Regions from separate parts of the Mus musculus genome. Here region 2 is linked to region 1. Evidence: chromatin loops called from intact Hi-C (ENCODE). Cell type or tissue: left cerebral cortex. All regions are shown on one strand. Each heading gives the region's core, and the rest is flanking DNA. Links, peaks and the distances in the headings are about the cores only. Region 1 has its middle 40 kb from the start of 1700101O22Rik. Region 2 has its middle 35 kb from the start of Gm32773.

Region 1 (10,246 bases), core at 1,146-9,145:
ATCAACCTCCAAGGCCAAAATTAGGGCTGCAAAAAGAAAAGATGGAGTTAAAAGGAAAAAGGCACACATAGAATGTCTTATCAACGTTTTACTATCATCTCCTTAAATGATAAGGCAAGAAAAATAAACTGAGCATGATGCTAAGCAAATGGCAAAGAACAAAACACAAATATTAAAGTGTATTTTAAAATAATACCCTTTGAATTTATTAAAGCATATAAGATAAACATTGATTATAATATTGTAATATGTGGTTCATAGTATGTAGCACTATGTGGGAAAGTTGGAAATGAAGCAATATCAAAGCTAGAAAAGTGTTTCTATTTTACTGGAATTAGATGAAAAAATCTCTTCCATATCCTTAGTGTAATAAGAGAAAAGATGTTCTCCACTGTTCAATCACACAGTTACAAGAAAGAGCAGCCACAGGATAAGGAATATTTAGAAATAAACACGGAGATATGAAAATAAAAATTCCAAGTGGTAGAAAACTTTCTGCTTTCTGCCTGAAAGTGAAGTGAAGAAGAGAGATGAGAGGAGAAATAAAAACTGTTTAAAATGTCTTATTAATAGTTTAGAAATTAAATATAAAACATGATTCAGAAAATATTAATTAGCAACGATTTCCTGAGCTCTCCAAATGAAAACTGACTTTAGGTGCCCTAAAAATAAAATGAATGAAATACTCCATAAAGTTTAACAGAATATTGCTTCAAAACATTGGGTTGAAACAAAAATCTAAATGCAGCAGGAATTAAAAAAACAGTGAGAGAGATGCTTCAAAGGGTGGGGATTACAAAAACATCATCTCAACAGTGTTTGAGCCCAGAGTACAGAGAAACAAGTATTTTTTCCCCAGAAGTCTGTATTTTTTAAAGTTCACATTTAGATTATCACAAGAGAGATTAGATATCACTGTAACACTTTTGAATGAAGTATATTTTAATAAAGTTTCCTCCATATTAATGAATATTTCCCACCTTAATTTAGACCAGCGGTGCTCAACCTATGGGTCATGGCTGCCTTGGGGGTCAAATAAGCCTTTCCCAGGGCTTGCCTAAGACCACCACAAAACATAGGTATTTACATTACAATTCATAAGAGTAGCAAAATTACAATTACAAAGAAGTAAGAAAACTCATTTTATGATTGGAGTGTCACCACAACATGAAGAACTGTATTAAAGGGTCACAGCATTTGGAAGGTTGCGAACCAGTGGTTTTAAATGTCCCATTTAACCAAACTCTCACATAGAAGGTACAGTGTCTATGGCCGTCGGAGAAGATTCACCTATCTTGCACCTTTCCCCAAGGAGGTAGCAACAAGAGTTTTTACCGAACTGAAGAAGTAAACGGTAAATGAAAAGACATGGAATCTGGATCCTGATACATACAGAAAACCCCACTGTATAATAGGTCTTAAGAACAAATAATCCAAGAGTAAGCAATTCTAATAGATGTAAGAAGAACCAATTTTTTTCTAAAATGAATATGATTAATAACAAAATGTGTTTGTGGATTGGAAAGATGCGCAGCCGTGAAGATCACTTGCTGCTCTAGCCAAGGATCTAGCTTCAGTTGCCAGCACCCACATGGCGGCTCACAACCACCTATAACTCCAGTTCCATGGGATCCAATGACCCCTTCTGGACTCTTTAGTCATCTACATGGTACACAGACATAAATGCAGGCAGAACATCCAAACCTTTAAAAATATATGTCTTTTTTTATGAGCAAATGTTTTAATCAAGCATTGAGGGAAAAGCACGATGGAAAGTATACAGAAAATGTAGTTAACATTGAATCTCTTGGAAGCAGAACCTCAGGGAGGCTACCCCATGCTCTCCTGGTCAACTCTTGCACCTGAATTCCTTGTCTGACTTCTGATCCCAGTGCACGTGAAAAGAACAGCTGCCACGAGAAGGGGCATGGGGTGTGCTCAGGCAGCCTCCGGAGCCTCTCCTCAGTCTCATCTCTCATCGAGCACTATCACCAAAGTGTGTGAATAGCCCATGGCCACCTGTTCAGGAAAGATGCCATCCAGAATCTTCACCTACTGAGCTGCAGCAGAAGGCTTGGGCTTGAGATCCCCATATCCCAATCCCCCGAAAGCTGGGGACTGACCCAGCTGATGGCACTCTCCTTGGCTCTTACAATGATGCTGCTCTACACGGGCAAGGCTCCGGATTCACCAGCTGCAGAGGTCCTGCACTGCTTTTGGGTACATGGTAGACTCTCGAGGGGTATTGGTGGCCACCAACTTCACTAACAGCGAAGGAGCAGGTATAGCCAGCATAGATCTGGTTTGTGCCATGCCCCGGGAAGTTGAACAGCTTCACCAGGCGAGGCACCATCTCATCCTTCTGCTCGGCTTGGCCCAGCCGGCTGTAGCCACCAAAGCCCCAAAGATTCACTTCTGAGAGTCCAGGACCAGTGTGTGGTTAGCGCCACAGGCTACATCTCGAACCACCACATTTGGGACAGGCAAGATCTGCCCGTCCTTGGTCTTCTCTATAAAGATGACCAATCTCTGGGGCACCAGCTCACATTTATAGTCTATCCTCTGCACCTGGGCGATGAACTTCCTATCTGAGATGTGTCCTAGCTGGCCATATTCAGGGCACCAAAAGTCTTTTTATGGATATCTTTTACATAAAAATGCATAGCAATTGAAATTTGGGGATGATTGGGGTAATTCTTGGAACATACATTAAGCATACAAAAAGAAAAAAATTACTAGTTCTCGGGAAATCAGATATTGAATGACAAAGAATGAGTGAGGATGGAATGTATGTCTCTGTGTGTATGTATGTCTGGGTCTCTGTGTGTGTCTGTGCTTGTATCTGTGTGTATCTGTGTGTGTGTGTCTCTTGTGTGTGTATGTCTGTGTTGTGTCTGTGTATATGTTTGTATTTGTCTATGTTTGTGTCTCTGTGCGTTTCTGTGTGTGTGTGTGTGTGTGTGTATGTCTGTTGCTGTCTGTGTCTGTTTGTATGTGTGTCTGTGTTTGTGTCTGCATGTGTCTGTGTTTATATGTGTCTCTGTGTATACATGTGTGTATGTGTGTCTGTGCCTGTATCTGTGTATATGTGTGTCTCTGTGTGTACATGTGTTTGTGTGTGTCTGTGTTTGTGTCTGTCTATGTTTGTGTCTGTGTGTGTATATGTGTGTATGTGTCAGTATGATTTTGTCTGTGTGTATGTGTCTGTATGTGTGTGTGTGTGTGTGCATGTGTGTCTGTGTATGTCTGTATGTGTTTACATCTGTGACTGTGTGTACATGTGTGTATGTGTCTGTGTGTGTAAGTGTCTCTGTGTCTGTCAGTGGAATTGTGTCTGTATGTCTGCATATGTGTCTGTGTGTATGTGTGTGCTTTCTTCTGTCAGTGTGTCTCTGTGTGTGTGATATTGTCACCTGAAGCTTTAAGGATTTTGGTAGAATGGGCAATAATACATATGAGGATCATACACTGCAAACTGAACTAGCTCTCCCCACTAAGTCGATAGACAAGCCTTAAAAGGAAATGCTGAAAAAGCCACTGCAACTGCAGTACTGAGAAACATAAAGGCAGAGACTCCAGAGAGGTAAGACTGTGGCAAAGTTCTCCTGGGCAGCAGTTGGAGCATAGGAAGACATACTTTTCATAATCAGCCTTGCAGAATTTTTTGTATCTTCCTGTGGTATATAAAATTACCAAGGTTTTGCATATTTGTAAAGCTCCATATCACAGCTACATAGTTTCTCCTTAGAGGCCTAAAGGCAGCCCCAGGGACAGAAGGACCTAACTAGAAGATGACAAAGAAGGCAATGCTTTCTCTTGAGCAACTTTGAGGATCCAAACCCCCAGAGGCAGATGAAATACAGCTAGAGGAAATAGAATCAAGGAGACATACTGAAATTCACAGGATCACTTTCTCTACTCTCCCATGATATATCAGGAGCATGGAGCAGCAGACAGCAATGTGTGAAGTTTGTCCACTTCTGGGGAGGCCACTGTTTTCTCTATGCATTATTCTCAAGATTTGCATTCTCATTAGAGCACTTTCTTTAAAAATCAAAACAAAACAAACAAACAAAAAAACCCCAAAACTCATTTCTATAAGCCTTTTTGTGAAAAATTAGCCCAAAATGAACTCTTTGAACTCTTTTTAGGTAAACTATTCCCTACGTTGCACACCTTACCTTCACAAGTAGGTCATTTGAAACATAAATACAAAATCACAAGTCTACCTGTGATAGTTTCAATGAGAATGGCTCCAAACACTCATATGTTTTAATGCTTTGTCCCAGTTGGTGTGACTATTTGAGAAGAATTAGGAGGTAGGGACTTGCTAAAGGAGGTGAGTCTCTGGAGATTTGATTTCAAAAGCCCATATCATTTCAAGTTATTGCTCTCTCTGCCTCATGGTTGCTGTGTCAAGATGTGAGATCTTGACTTTGCTCCAGAACAATACTGAAGCACTGGCTGCCAGACACCCCACTCTCATGGTCATGGACTGAACTAACCTTCTGAAATGGTCATCCCTAATAAACATTGTTCTTTTATAAATTGCCTTTTTCGTAGTGTTTCATCACAACAACAAAAGCAACAAAAAGGAAACTGAGACACACATTTTAAAAAGTTGAATTGTCTGTAATGGCATTAAAGAAGTATAATGGGAAAAAGACATGACTGTGTGAATGGGGATATCTCTCCTCTGCTTCAGTTTCTGGAGAGAGAGAGAGAGAGAGAGAGAAAGAGAGAGAGAGAGACAGAGGGAGGAAGGGGGAGGGAGGGATGAGGGAGGAAGGGGGAAAGGGAGGGAGGGGGAGAGGGAGGGAGGGGGAGCGAGAGGGAGGGAGGGAGGGAGGGGGAGAGGGAGGGAGGGGGAGAGGGAGGGAGGAAGGGAGGGGGAGAGGGAGGGAGGAAGGGAGGGAGGGAGGGAGGGAGGGAGAGAGAGATGCAGAAATGATTTGAGTGCCCTGTGGGAGAATGAGCTCTCCGTGGTGCTGAATGCAATCCTGCTGAAGGAACATCAACCATAGACATTGAAAATTATATGAAAACTGAAAACTTAGAGATGATTTATTCTAATATTCAAAACTACTCTGGTCTCTCAGTGACTCAAGAGATACAAAACATCTTAGATTTCTGATATAGTGATAAGTTAGCTGCTTAAATCTATTTAGTGTCCTACAATTTGGGTTTTGGCTGGGATGGGAGTAAGGCATTTTATCTGTATTCACTGATAATACATAAAACTATTGTTAAGCTCTCCAGCCCAGTTACACCAATAATACTTTGAAATACATCAAACATCATCAACATCTTAACACACCATCATTAATAGACAGCTTGAATTGCTTGGTCTCTACTCTTTTTTATTACAAAGACTATATTACAAATAATAAAAAATAGTTTCTATTCTATACCATATTTCAGTTGTGAGTCCACTCTTTAATGGCCGAGCCATCTCTCCAGCCCTCCATGCTAGTTACTTTATTAATATCTTTCCTATCTCCTTTCTCTCCCTTCTCAAATTTCACATTTTTTCTATAGTCTACTGAATCACTTCTATCTAATCACCATAAATAAGAAATAACAAGTTAGTTATCTAAGGACTTTCCCCTTAGATGTTTGAGCCTTACATATATTTTTTAAATGAGCAGTATCTAGGCAGCAGTCTTATATTAATATAAGTAAAGTGTGTGTCATATCTGCAAGTTTAGATTTTATGGTGGTCACATTGAAAGACATACAAATCCAGATAAAATTAAATTTTAATACTTTATCTTCTTGAATATCAACATATAATCAGTATGTCAGTAATATTACATTTTTTAACTTGTCCATGATAGATTTTTGAAATATGTAAATTTTCTGAATGGTTCATGTGGAAAATGCCTACTTTATTGGGAAATTCAGTTATGAAGTGTGGAGTAAGAACAGAGCTGAGTCTTTTCTTGATGCAGAACAGCTCATTATTGAGAAACACCACCTCTATAGAACAGAGCAGTTTCTCTGGTTGGCTTTAACTGTCAACTTAACACAGGTTATAGTTTTCTGAGAGGAAAACCTCAATTGAGAAATTGCCTTGATGAGACTGGCCTATGAAAATACCTGTGTGGGATGGTCTCAATTGTTGATTGATGGGAATGGACACACACAAATTTGTGGCTCTATAAGGAAGCTAGCTAAATATGATCTAGAGAGTGACCAGATAACAGGCTTCTTTCATGGTTTCTACTTCAGATTTGCTGCTCTCATTTCCCTTAATCATGAACTGTGTCCTGAAAGTGTAAGCCAAGTAAGCTCTTTCTTCCCCAAGTTGCATTTTGGTCAAAATGTTTTATCTCAGCAAGGAAAAGTAATTAGAACAGTAATGCAAAATTTCCCATGACACAAGTGGTTCTGTCCTACCTTATCCTCCAACAAAAAGTTCATCTTTAACTCAAACTCCTTCAACACTTCACAGTTGGAAAAGTTCTTCACAAACACAGGTTCTGAATATGCAGCCTAAAATAAGCTACTTCAAAAGTCAGGGACTTCATATATACTCCAAAGAAACAAGAATAAATCAGCAGGGTGAGTCACAGAGAACAGGGCTAAATTCTCTGTATCCCATTTCGTTTTTGGATTTAACTAGAAGTTATCATGTTGGTGCCTGAGTTCAATCTTATAATTTAGCAAGCAGAGGCAGGTAGATCTCTGTGAATTTGAAGCTGGCCTGAACTACAGCCAGGACAACCAAAGTATATAGTGAGCTAAAAACAACAACAACAACAACAACAAGTTGTCTAACTTTAAGATGTTCCCTGAATCCTGTTCACTACCTTAGAATAGCAACTCAGCTGATGTCTCTCCCACTCAGACCTGCTGTAAGTGCTTTTCCACCAACGCCACTTTTGATATAACTGACAAAATGTAAAGGAGAACTCAGATGGCCTAGATGCTTTAGAATCTCAGGCAGGAAGAAATATGAGGGACATCTCTCTTCAGTCATTATTCTGTTTGTATAAGTCAACAAACCTTATAAGGAAAGACTTTACAGGTATTTTCTAAGCTGCCAAAGACAGTGATAATTTTTATGCACATGCACCTGCATCTGAATATATTTGTCTAAATATATGCTTGCACTTTTATATGCCCTTCTCTATGGTGCTCAGACATGAGTTGAAGCTGTTCATCTTGTACATATTTCACTGGCATTGTAACCATGACATTTTTCTGATTGATGTAATATAATAAAAAGAAGCACAAATATATTTTGACACACAAGTATATGTGTGTATTTGTATATATGTGTGTGTATACATATGTGTGCATATATATATACATGTGTGTGTATACATTTATATACATGTGTGTATGTATACATATGTGTGTATATATGTGGGCATTACATATGTATGCATGTGTATATATGTTTTATATATATATGTATTTGTATATGTTTAGAATATATATAAATATATAGTGATAATTCAGTTTCTAGCATTATTACAAAAATACCAATATAATGTAAATGGCTTTCTGTATAATTTAAACCAATTGGGTTTGTTCTGCTACATGGCACTATGCCATATAATATAAATTTTTACAAAAATCCAGAGAGTTATCTGATTTCACACATAAGGAAATTGAGTCCAGGGAACTGAAGCAGATTTGAATTTGCATCTACTATGTACATATTATGTTACTTTGGGAGTTTAGCCACTGGGCTGAAGTGTTTCTGCACTGTGTTCAGAGACAGAAGCTGCTCACTATTCTGCTGCTTCCAGTGGCCTAGACTAAGACATTTACATTTACTAACTTCAGTCTCTTCTGTTCAGGGGCTTGTCCCATGTCTCATCAGAAAGGAAGGGAACTAGCATTGCTGGGGCTATTTTCCTTCTTAGAAATCTGGGTAGCTTCATCTCAACTGCTGTGTAGATAAAGTGTATAGAACATATGAACAATAGGAAAAAGAAATATTACTTTATGACTTATTCCATGTGAAATGTCAGAGTCACAGTGCTATACTTCTTGAAGCTAATGCTAATAATATTCTTTATGTGAGTTACCTTAAGGTAGGTAATTATATCTCAGGATAAATGTTGCAGCAAGTATTTTTGAACTGTCATTTTTAAGACACCATAAGGATATAATCTAATAATCAATCATTATGCATGTGTATTCTTTAGATATATGAGCACATGTTATTTTGAATGAATTTGCATTGACTTAGGCAATTTTCTGCTATTAAAATAGGGTACACAATCTGGGTAAATTATAAATAATACATATTTATTTGAGTCTTCATCTAGAGGCCAGAGTCTAAGACCATAGTTTCACCATCTATAGGATAAGGCCATTTGTATTGTGTGAAAACATGAGAGTAGAGTAAGGAAACACAGCATGCACAAAACAGTCAAAGGATGAAATAGAATTCATGTGCAAAGAAAATTCATGCTTATAACTAGCCCACACTCTTACAATCATAGCACTCATCAGTTCATAAAGGTGGTGCCTGAAAGTTCTAAGTTTCTTCCTGAAAGTCTTACTTCTTCATTCCATTATAGTGATGAGTAAATTTAAGTGTGAGTTTTAGAAAGGACATCAGACAATAGTGTGTACACACTGCTTTCAAAACAGGGCAGTAAAAGTTTTCAAATGTGGTTTAAGTCTTTCCAGACTCTGCAACAACAAGAGGTTTGCTTTGCCAGATATAAATTTTCTTACAGCATATTCCCCTTATAATCAATGGTACACTTTTAGGCTAATAGAAAATGCTATAGTTAAAGCCCATAATAGCTCTGAAGAACTAGATATTGTATTCAAGAAAAACAACCTGAATGTCCACAAATGTTCTTACAAGCCTTTATTTAATGACTAGTATGAGGAATTTGGATTGTGGTTTTCATACATAATACTGAGTTTGAACATAGGGAGAAAAGTCTAGAATTCAAAACGAGTATTGAAGTAGTTATTTCCACATGTTGCAGAAGAGGTGTACAATGGGATCTGCACTCACTTGCCTTGGATAATAGAAGCATTGGCCAAAGCAATAGCATGAGAAGGAAGATGTGAGAAAAGTCGCATCTTGAGAGCCTCTAGTCTCAGTCTCACACATATTGGCGGGCAGAATGTTTTGCCCTTCGCGGAAAATGGAGCTTTGCCTTTGTATACATGAGTCACGAAATCTGTCTTTTATTCTCATTCTCTCCATCTCATTCTGTTTGTTTCTCTCTGTGTCTGTCTGCCTTTCTTCCTCTATCCCTCTCCTCCTCTCCCTCTTTCTTTCTCTCTCTAGATCGATCAAACACCAAGAGTCACAGACCTTGAACAGTCAGACACTCCACCTCTAAGTTATCTCTGTCGTTCCACTCCCTTCTAGCCTTTAACTTTGTCATGAAATATGTTAGGCATTTAACTGGCCCTGCCACATATACATAGTGAAGCCATGAACAAATCGCTACTAGTAACTGTTCTTTCTTTTGAAGGCTTTAACCAAGGTCAGCAGACACCTTCCTATACATTGTAGCTCTACATTTTTCCCTTAAGCTTTTGTTCACATAAAACCTTTCCCTTATTGGACATATAATTTCTTTTGACCAGTAAAATGCAGCACATATGTAATACACCGTGTCCAAGCTTGGGCTTCCTCAAGTGTCACCCCCTAATGGTTGGATTCCTAGTCTTGGAATCCAGCCATCAGCTATGTGGATGTGAATTCTTGTAGAGAGGCTACAAGGAAGAGACTTGAGAAGCGCTGGCTGACAGCCCAGCTGAGCTTTACCTTCAGCTAGTAAATGCTGCCAGCTATATAATTGAGCCATTGTAGACATTATAGCCTTATTGTATTTTGTGAAGGCTGCACAGCCACCCAAAGTCACATATAGTTCTGAGACTAGTCCTAAATGAGAGATTATAAATGGTCATTCTTGGAGCCATTGAATTTAGGGAGTGGTTCAGAGTATAGTAATACATATATGAAGTACTTCCTATATTAATTCATCTCCTAGCCTCAACATAGACACTGAACATTCTCAGTATTTTGGAAGTTCATGTCCAGATATTGCTTATCCCAAAGATGCAAAGAGAAAGACCACCAACCCAAATCATCATGGCTAAATAATAGGTATAACAAAATAATCAACACAATTATTTGAAACAAAGTCATGGTTGCCATTTTCTGAAACATGCAGTACAGAACTATTTATTGTTAAGATAAATAAGTGGAGCATAGCCGAATCCTTGAGATATAGATTTTATCATAAACAGAAAT
Region 2 (10,246 bases), core at 1,227-9,226, 87 kb before region 1:
AAGTTAATACAATGATGTCAAGACAGAAGAGATGTCACTTAGTGAGAGAATCTTCCCATAGCATAACACATATCAGTCCATTACTGGAGTTTTGGCTTCTCATATAATGCATACTTCTGATTTTAGCTTGTAATATAGAAATTGACACCATTGTTTGGCCAAGTATTTGATGGTACTTCACTACTATTATCTTTTAATGGTAGATCCATCTTTTCCTAAGAGATACACTATTAGTGAGGGAATAAAAGTTTTACATAGTACATAAACTGACCATGATTTATACAGAGAAATATTTAGGCTAAAAAACTATATTATACTCTTTCCCTAAAAATGATTTTATAGAAGTGCATTAGAAAATATTAGATTTATAGCACATGCATGAATGCCAAAATGTACCCAAAATGTGGCTTCAGCCCTTGACTGATTAAAGTTTTCAGAACTAGAGTTTATATGAAGGCATCAGTGGCAGTTGGCCAAGTCTCCAGATGGTGTAAAGCTAAAATGGATGGAGCCAGTGTCTGATGAGAGAGCCTGGATGGAGGGAGAAATGCTAGGCTGAAACTAACAAGAATAAATTTAAACAGCATAAATGTAAAACTCTATATTTTAGGTGAAAACATCAGAACAAACATAGGGATTATGGGATCATATCTCACTATAATTTATATAAAAATAGCATGTTTTTAATATAATATAAAGGCCTTATACTGTTGGTGTTTGATTCAGTATTCAAATTGTGCTCACATGGCCATTCTCTTTTGGTTTTCAACAGTATACTCAGTACAAGTCAACATCCTAAAATTCTAATTTAGGATATAAGTACTGTAATGATTTCATCAATAGAAAGTAAGTGAGTTGATTTCATACTCCCAGAAAGAAATGCAAAGACTTGCTCAATCCCTCTTTCTTCAATCTTGATTTTGGTGTGGAAGTGAAGGAGAAACATATTTCTTCTCTATTTTTAGAGCACAGAGTTCTCCTTGTTTCTGTACTGCTATCTTTTTTGTCAATAAAATCTGAAAATTTTGAAATGCTTCCTCTAGCAATCATTCATGCTGCAGTATTTTCCATTTATAGTTAGTCTTATAAATGAAATTATAAAAATCTGTTTTATTTTTCTTTCCGATGGGGCTGTCTTCCATTTTTCTTTATGTTAAAATATCATAAATTTTTGTGAGGTTGTATTTCTTTTAATTTCTTTCTTACTTTTCTTCCTATCAAAAGACTAAATCTTCCAAGAGTTTCTGTACAGTTATCGGGGGATGTGTGTGTGTTTGTGTGTGTGTGTGTGTGTGTGTGTGTGTGTGTGTGTGCACGCTTGCATATTTGTATATGTATGTACATGCATATCTGTGCTTGGAATAATTATTGGCTAGATAATCTAAACTTATACATATCTGGAAATACTTTTCTAAAACTCTTCACTTTCTTACATGTAAATTAGCTGGATAAATTCATCTTGCACCACATTTTTGTTTTTGTTTTTGTATTTTCTATAAAATTCTGTAAGTGTTCATCATTATTTTTTAAACAGCTTCTGTTAAAGAGCAATAAATAAACAAACAAACAAACAAACAAACAAACTCCGGAAGATTATTTAAGATTAGTTTTCCTATTCAGAGAATGCATTTCTAACTTTTTATCCTTTGCTTAATGCTTATAAGACATAGCTTATATTTCATTCGTTACCAGTCAAAAGTATAGCTTATATTATGAAATATACGGTATTTTTTTTTCTGGTGAAAAATGGATATTAGTCTGTCTACTGTCTTCCTGCCTTACCTATTGCTATTGACCAGACTTCATGTATGCCACTCTTCTCTGTCCACCTTGTTCATTTATTTTTATCACTCTGAGTTTTCATTCTTTCTGATTTTGCTGCAAGTTCAGAGACTTCACATCAGTTTTCTGCATCCAAGTTTCAATTGTTGCACCATCATAATTCCTTGTGGCCTTTCTGTCTCCATCACCTTGACACTTTTCCTACACATCCTATTGTTTGTTCTTTATCTCCTACTAGAGTTCATGTCCTATGTAAAGCCTAAGCTCCCACCCTCAAGAGAATGCCCAGCCATAGCGTAAAACAGCCTCTCAGAATGTTGAATAGAATAGTTTCAATTGTTCTACTACATTTCCCTTCATTCTTACTGGTTCGCCACCATTTCTTCACCTCTCCTTCTTAAACTAGGCAAGGCCAACCCATAAGGATCCTTTAGGTTTGTACTCAGCACAGCACAGGCTGTTTCCTTTCACCCAGGCAGACTTTTACCTAATCTCAACCAATGGCATTAGCTCAATGCTTGTGGCTGTAGCAAATGCAACACATTAAAATAGTCACTTCCAAGTCAGTTCTAATGTTGTCTCTCGACACTCCCTTGAATTAGCAAGTGCTATTGTTATCTAGCAGTAGATACTTATTAACAAATTCACTTCTTCCCTTTGAGCCACCATGTTCTTTTTCCAAGGCACTGTGATCTCTGATTTGTACTATGCAGTTTCTGAGTTGCTTTTAATGCATCTACCCTTGCCATATCCAAAATGACTCTTCACAAATGCTAGTGAATACATGAGGCCTAGATAAAAATTATTTAAGAGCTTGTTCTTAGAGCAGAACAAGCTTTCAGTTTTCATTGTCTCCATGATTCTACATACCTTGACTCAAATCATCTGGCTCATGAACTTGCTTGCCAGGTTGTTTATTTCTGTTACTTTACTAATTTATTTAACTTTCATCCAATCACAGTCCCCCTTCCTCCCAGTAGCCAACAGCCCCTCCCTTTTTATCTGAGACTGTAGAGTACCTACAACTACCATGTACAAACCTACCCTCACATATCAAGTCTCTGAAAGACTAGGCACATCCTCTCAAACTGGGGCCAGACAAGGTAGCCCACTTAGGGAAAACAGGATCCACAGGTAGGTAGAGTCAGGGACAGCCTCTGCTCCAGTTGTTGGGTGACCCACATGAAGACCCAAGAAGCATATCTACTACATGTGTGTGTGTGGGGGGGGGCTAGGTTTAGACCATGTATGTATGCCCTTTAGTTGTCGGTTCAGTCTCTGGGAGCCCCCAATGGTCCAGGTAGTTGACTCTGTTAGTCTCGTGGAGTCCTATCCCATCCATGCCCCTTAATTCTTCCCCTGACTTTCCCAAAGTGTCCCCATGTTCCATCTAATGTCTGGTTGTGGGACTCTGCATCTGTTTTGGTCAGCTGCAAGGTGGAGCCTCTCAGAGGACAGTTATGCTAGGCTCTAGTCTATAATCATAACAGCATATCATTAATAGTGTCAGGGATTGGTTCTTGCACATGGGATGGGACTCAAGTTGGACCAGTCATTGGTGGGCCATTCTTTTAGTCTCTGCTCCATTGCTCTCTCCACACCTTCTGAAGACAGGACAAATTTGAGGTCAAATGTTTTGTGGGTGGATTGATGTACTTTTCACTCCACTGGGGGTTCTGCCTGCTTGCCCAGTTCTTAAAGAAGCTATTTCTTTGTGCCACAGAATTTTTCCTCCTATTGTTTCTCCTGCCAAGAAGTCTCTGTGTTCCCTAACATAAAAAAACCCTACCTTAATACAAACTGCATTCTGCCCACACAAACATCCTTCAGCCTCTACATCAAAGCTCAGAGAAGAATAGATGATCCCTTTCCTCTCCCTAGAGTGAAGACTTTCTCCTTTCTGCTGTTATTTCACTCTCAATTTCTTCTGTGTATCTAGAAATTCCATGAGGAGGTGATTCGTTCTGTTTTAATCAACATTTGCCAAAGTTATAACTGAGTGTGCACTAGTCTCAGATCTATAATTTAGAAAACAGGCTGAAGTAAAGAATTTAAATTAAATCTTAGATTTTAGGTGTCTCCTCGTACTCTACTAAAAGTGTAGCAGGTGTCTTAAAAAGGACAATTTCCACTTTGTTCTAGGAACCAAGTTCTTTGGCCTTACTTACAATAGTTTGTATCTACAAACTCATTTCCTCTCAGAATGCAGCCCTACTAGGTAACTAGTCCCCCAGTCAATTTTAGATCAAGTTGAACTCATATAGAAGTAATTTCCCTCATATTGGTAAGCTAGCCTCTTCAGTTCACTATATCCTGTGCCAGTATTTTATTTGATTTTTAATAATTAATGTGATTCATATGATTCCTTCTTTCTATGGCTTCTCCAAAACTCACTGGGCACACGTGCACTACTTTCCTTATTCCCATTATATTCAACTGCAGTCTACCCTGGAATAAAGCCAGATTAAAATAAGAAGCTATAAAGCAATAAAAATTGACCTGATTTGGAGACCTTAGTGAGGGATGGTGGTATAGCTCAATGTCAGAGTGCTTTCCTAATACACAGAAGGTCACCAGTTCCTTTCCCAGTCACACACACACACACACACACACACACACACACACACACACACACACCTTACTTAACACTTTCTGTTCTCCTAAAGATGCACTCATGGATGCTTTCCCCACTATTCATGAAGGACAAGAAAGAGAAGTTGCTGTGACTCATCCATTTTTCCTCCAGGCCCCGAAGGAGCAAAAAAAGAAGAGTGGTCCAGGAAGAATTTGAGTCACACTGCAGGCAGACAGTTCTAGAAAGGGACTGAAGCCAGAGTACTCTAGAACTCCTCTCAAAAATATCCAGCAACAATGATACAAAGCAGAGTCAAGAATATGCAACTTATTGCCAAGAACCCATCATGTCTCTTCACCTTCATCTCCTGCTTCTCCTGTCAAACTGTTTTCATCTGTCACCTGCACCTATCAGTAATGAATGTGTACCTCCTGATTAAAACTGAGGTGGCACCTTCTTAGAAATCAGTGCTGCCTTTCAGACTTGAACAGTTCCAGAGAAGCCAAACTCTGAGCCATAGAGATACTCAGAGAACAGTAGTGAGCTGGCAGAGATGAAATATAGCCCCAAGCAATAGGGTGGCCCATGCCCATGCAGCCCCCGTTGTGAACTAGGAGTCCCAGGCACGATTCAAATTGTTCATTCTAATCTGCTCCTTAAGGGGAAAGCCAGCTTGAGATTATGACAAGGCATATACACCTCAGCTCTAATCTGCTCCTTAAGGGGAAAGCCAGCTTGAGATTATGACAAGGCATATACACCTCAGCTCTAATCTGCTCCTTAAGGGGAAAGCCAGCTTGAGATTATGACAAGGCATATACACCTCAGCTCTAATCTGCTCCTTAAGGGGAAAGCCAGCTTGAGATTATGACAAGGCATATACACCTCAGCCATATACACCTCAGCCTAGAACAAAAATTAGCCCTGTTCCTTTCATCTATTTTTTCTCAGTTTTACTAATCTCATGTTACTTTGGGAAGCACAGAAAGATTGTTCTGTCCAAAGAGATGTGAAATATTCCAAATATATTGCACCGGGGGTGTGTGTAGCACAAATCAACTTGCCTTGAGCTTCTCTGATACACAGCCAGTGTTTTAATGTTCCCATTTATACCAGTTGGTAATACATCTTCATAGTGTTGGCTTAATCAGAAATGACAACAGTGGAAGATGCAATAAAGACAGGGCCACATTAATCCACTTTGTATGAAAATGTGGAAAGGTAATCCAATTTTGAATTGCTTGCTCTTAAAAAATATATAAAAGTTTTTAAGATTTCTGCCTCTTAGTTGAGCAAACAGCAGTCAGTCTGAAGGAGCCATATTTCAAGTAACAAGCTCTCCGTAGCTTGAGTTTGTACACAGAAGTAGTGGCCTAGGCTGAGAAATGAAGCCCGGTCCCTGGGGAGTGACCTTGCTGTCTTTCCGTAGCTTCTTAATCAGATCAGCCTTTATGTCTCATGTAGGCATGTTCATCCCTGAGGGCTGCAGAGGAGTCTTCTGCTGCAGATGCTATTGTGTCTACCCAATTGGCTCTGAAGGCCCATTCATATGAGAATGCAGTTCTGACCTGTCCCCAAGAGAGGCTAGTATTCATTTTTCTTCTGAAAATTTCAGACAAGAGAGGTAGACCCAGCTGTAGCTCATGCTTGCATCAGGGAAGTAGAGAGAAGAGGGAAGTCGGGGATGACCATGTCAGTTTGGCTTTTGGCATCAATTGCTCACATCCCAAGCATTGTGTGAACTACTTCTAAGTGATCAACCAGTGTGTGTGTGTGTGTGTGTGTGTTCATGTGTACAAACTATGTCTCCAATGCTCAAAGAAGCATAAGGAAAACACCACATCTTGACTTCATATCCATTGGAACTTGATCTCTATTGGCTCGCTTACATGGCAGTTGTTTTAAATCCCCAAAGCCTCAGTTTCCCTGTCAGTAAAACAAAAAATGGGATATTTAATTCATGGAGGTTGTAAGAAATGTAGACTCCAGCCATTTCATTCCCAGATACTTATGTAAGAGAAAGAAAACAAAATAATAAAAACTACTCAGAAGCCTGTTCATAAATGTCCCCAGCAACATTATTCCTAATAAGTAAAAACTGGAAACAAACATTAATTAATGAACAAACAGAAAATAAACTCCAGTACATCTAGGCAATGAAATACTATTTTGCTTTAGAAGAAACAAGGCACTGATGTTTGGTGCACTGTGGATAAGACTTGCTTAAATTCTTATGCTACTTAAGAAAGCCAGTCATGTGAGACCATATGTTATGTGGATCCTGAAATATATAGAAAACAGGAGGGAAATCTAGAATAAAGAAAACATGATATCAGTTTCCTGCTCTTTATAAAGCTTCTCTTATATAAAAGCAGTCCTTGTCCCATCTGAAGTTGATAGCCTCTTTCTTCTGAACTTACCATAGTTGCTTCTACCATTTTGTTATCTGGCAAAGAGAATGACTACTTTCCTGCACACAGATCCTCAGGACATTTTGTTACTTCTGCTACAAGCAGAGTCAAACCAAGCAAATGATTCACAGAAGGTAAGGTAAACATTTGGGATTATAAAGACATCACCAAACAGTGTGCTCATTCTGGCTTTGATCCTCAGAATCCTTGTGTGGAAATGATCTCTAGAGCCTTTGGAGAACAATGAAGGAATGTGGTGTTGGACTGAATCAAATTTAATGATATGATTTTGTGAAAGAGAATTTGGATTTGGTGTAGTACAGATCAAGTGTTTAAGAGAGATCCTACTAGCTGTTTTTGCAGAATTGAATAAACATGGCCTATATTAAGTGAAGTTCAAATGCTCTCTGGCATTAGAGGAAAATATCCACTGGCTTTGGAAAATTAAAACATTGGAATGGATTTTCTGCATAACAACTCACTTTGTTATTTATCTCCCAAAGAATACATGCTTCACCGAAGTATGAGAGATGTTAACAGACACAGCCCTAGAATTCTAAAATAATTCAGTGGTAGTGACTTCATGTATGCTAGGATAGTTGATCAAAATGGCTACCATTGACTGACTAGGGCTCCTTGAATCTATTTTGGGATTGATGGGATCTAAGATTAGCAAAGCCAAGTGATGCCACTTAGTCAACAAGGTCAAATTAGGATCAGTTGCTGTCACACAAAGTAGAATTAAAGCAATCAGTAGTCACCAAGCAGTATTGATTAGTTGACAGTGGGTAGGTATCTCAACAACTGTAAGATGGACAGGCTATCAAAAATATTTTTGTTCAAAAATATCTCTAGGTCTCAGCAGCAGAATTCTGATTTGACTCATTTGGACAGAGTCATGGCTGGCCAACCAATTTCCAGTTTCGAGCCAATTCACAGATGGCTAATCTCATTAAAATTAAATCAAACAGGCCATTGAGGTTCTTAAGAAGGGATGGTAGCATATTGGTAAAAAAATTTACCCTATCCCTTTACATAGTGTCTCCTAAAAGAACCTCTGTCTTAGCTATTTACCATAGTTGATATCTATTGGGAAGGGGAAAGCAATCCTGCTTGACTAACTTAAAAGTCCCAGAGACTAAGTGTGTCACATCCAATCACCCTTTGGAGCAGAAATGAAGGTGGGGGACAGGAAAATGAATGGGAATTTTCTAGCTTCTGAGTCACTGTATCAAATGGTCACTTTGTGTCTTATTTCTCCTGTTTCAGAACTCGTATGTGAAGTACTAAGCATCTGTCAGAGTCACCACAGTTGCTACTTGTCCTATAGAATGTGTGCTTGTAGGGAAAACCAAATTTAAAACAGTGTAACTCTATACTAACAAAATAGCAAATCACTTGGAAAGCTGCAAAAGACTAAGAGAAGAATCAAGAACTAAAAGATAAAACCTTGGTGCTGTCTTTAGCACTCTCCCTCAAACCACCCTGCTTATGGAAAACACCAATTGATTTTAAAAATGACAGTGGAATATTGAAAATTTAACTATGTACTGACTTAATCCAGGTTAGTTGTTTTATTATTGGAGCAAATTTCACATGTCCCAGTAGTGTGCAAAATTGATATGCTGAATTTGTTTCTGTGTATCTGATAGCAAAGCATCAAAAATAGTTCCCACAGATAGGGCCAAGAATAGGTCTATTCTGCTCACCAAAAACTAACTTCCTGTTTTATATAATAATAAGTTTCTTTAGGTTGAGAGGTTTCCCCTTCCCTCCACAGCCATTCTGCTGATCCATTATATTATTACAAAGAATGCTATACATTATATTATTACAAATAGTGCATAGTATAATGAATGTAACTGAAAGTCTTATCTAGCTTTAGACCACATAGATATTTGAGTTTCTGGTGCCTTAATTTACTAGGTTTCAATCATACTAACAGTTCCTAACTTCAAAGCTTTGGGCCAAATCAAAATTTTAATGTTTTTTTGGTATTTATACATTGAAAAATGAAAACACAGTACTTCCCTCAGAGGAGTTGAGAAAACTAAATGAGATAATGAATGCAAATGCAAAGACTGGTTCAAGATAATTGCTAAGTAAACATTAGTCATTTACCTTGGCAGGTTCATGTGTACAAAAGCAAGGGTATAAATTCTGCAAGGTTGTCAGAGTTTGCTACCTCAGTGAAATGTCTGGGAGGATCCGTTATTGAATATTATCAGAAAACTCCTTCTGAGAGGAAAAGAAAATTGCTTCCTCCTGCCCTTCTTGGCACTAATCATCACAATTCTCTCAGTGTTTGTTCAGACTACAGAGATGTCACTTGAGCATGCTGGTCTATTCCATTTTCCAAGGAACCTCAGAAGTTACAAGAACAAAAGCACACAACAAGGAATGCTCTACACTGGGTCTTGACAACCATGCCAGCTTCCTTGCCACTTAGCCCATGAGACCTAGCAGGTACTCTATAGCTTAAGTGTCTGTGGCAGATAGAAATGCTATCAAGAGTCCTTGTCAGACTTCTCTATGTGAAGCTTAGCACATACTGACCCTAAAAAAAAAAAAAAAAGAGCTTTGCCATCCACTAGTGGTAACTCTTCTTTTAAAAAATCAGTTCGGCTTTGTTACTCAGTCTTAGTAGAAACTGAATATTTAATTACAGACTGCTAAATTCCCAGGCAATCTGAGCAATCATCTTGAAGTGGATGTTTTTGTCTCAAAAAAATCACAAAACTGGGTGTGTTCAATAGTCTCCCAACCACTGGTGACATAATTCAAGTATTAGACTTAAGCAAATTCTTACTACAAGAACACTTACATTTGTCCTGAATGCAGAGTAACATTGCTTCCAACCTGCAATATTAAGTCATTCTTAATCACTGGCATTCAAAAGCATTGCTGTTTACACAAGGTTTTCACTTGAAAACAAAATCAGCTGTAGCAATGGGTCCATCCCTATGAAATCCAGAAACATCAAACTTTTTTTCTGTCACCCTGAAGTAACTGGCTTGAAGGAATCACAAACTGATTTATCTTAACAACTTCACAGACAGTTCAAGCTGTAGAATATCTGCTAGGTCTCATGGGCTAAGTGGCAAGTAAGCTTGCCTAGTTGTCAAGCCCCAGTGTATAGAGCTTCCCTTGTGGGCTTTTGTTCTTGTAACTTCTGAGGTTCCTTGGAAATGGAATAGACCAGCATGCTCAAGTGACATCTCTGTAGTCTGAACAAACACTGAGAGAATTGTGATGATTAGTGCCAAGAAGGGCAGGAGGAAGCAATTTTCTTTTCCTCTCAGAAGGAGTTTTCTGATATTTTTTAAATATCTGGTAAAATATACAGAACAGGAAAGGAAAACTTAAATTTCAACTAGCCAGAAAACTTTCTCCCTGTTGGATAGCTCATATTGTTACAGAAAGCGTTATACGGTGAAAGAGAAGGTATTAATGCTGTTGTCAAGCAGGGAGTGCTACA

What was found. Hi-C counts contacts between places; a loop is a spot of excess contacts. Peaks named below come from ENCODE experiments on the same cell type or tissue, not always from the same donor. Only the 100,000 strongest peaks of a DNase experiment are listed, where the experiment ranks them.
Region 2: a loop joins it to region 1, with 7 times the contacts of the local background. A loop is called at or near these places in 2 of 42 quality-filtered maps.

The regions. Positions count from the first base shown.
Region 1 is chr12:7,415,497-7,425,742 of GRCm38, forward strand. It overlaps the pseudogene Gm9139. Among named protein-coding and RNA genes, the nearest start is that of 1700101O22Rik, 40 kb to the left of the region's middle. In left cerebral cortex, for the core only: no CTCF peak of the experiment used is centred there; DNase peaks (open chromatin) are centred at 2,131, 3,646, 6,032, 6,566 and 2 more places; H3K27ac peaks cover 2,395 bases.
Region 2 is chr12:7,328,331-7,338,576 of GRCm38, forward strand. No RefSeq gene overlaps it. Among named protein-coding and RNA genes, the nearest start is that of Gm32773, 35 kb to the left of the region's middle. In left cerebral cortex, for the core only: no CTCF peak of the experiment used is centred there; DNase peaks (open chromatin) are centred at 4,599, 4,884 and 5,404; H3K27ac peaks cover 623 bases.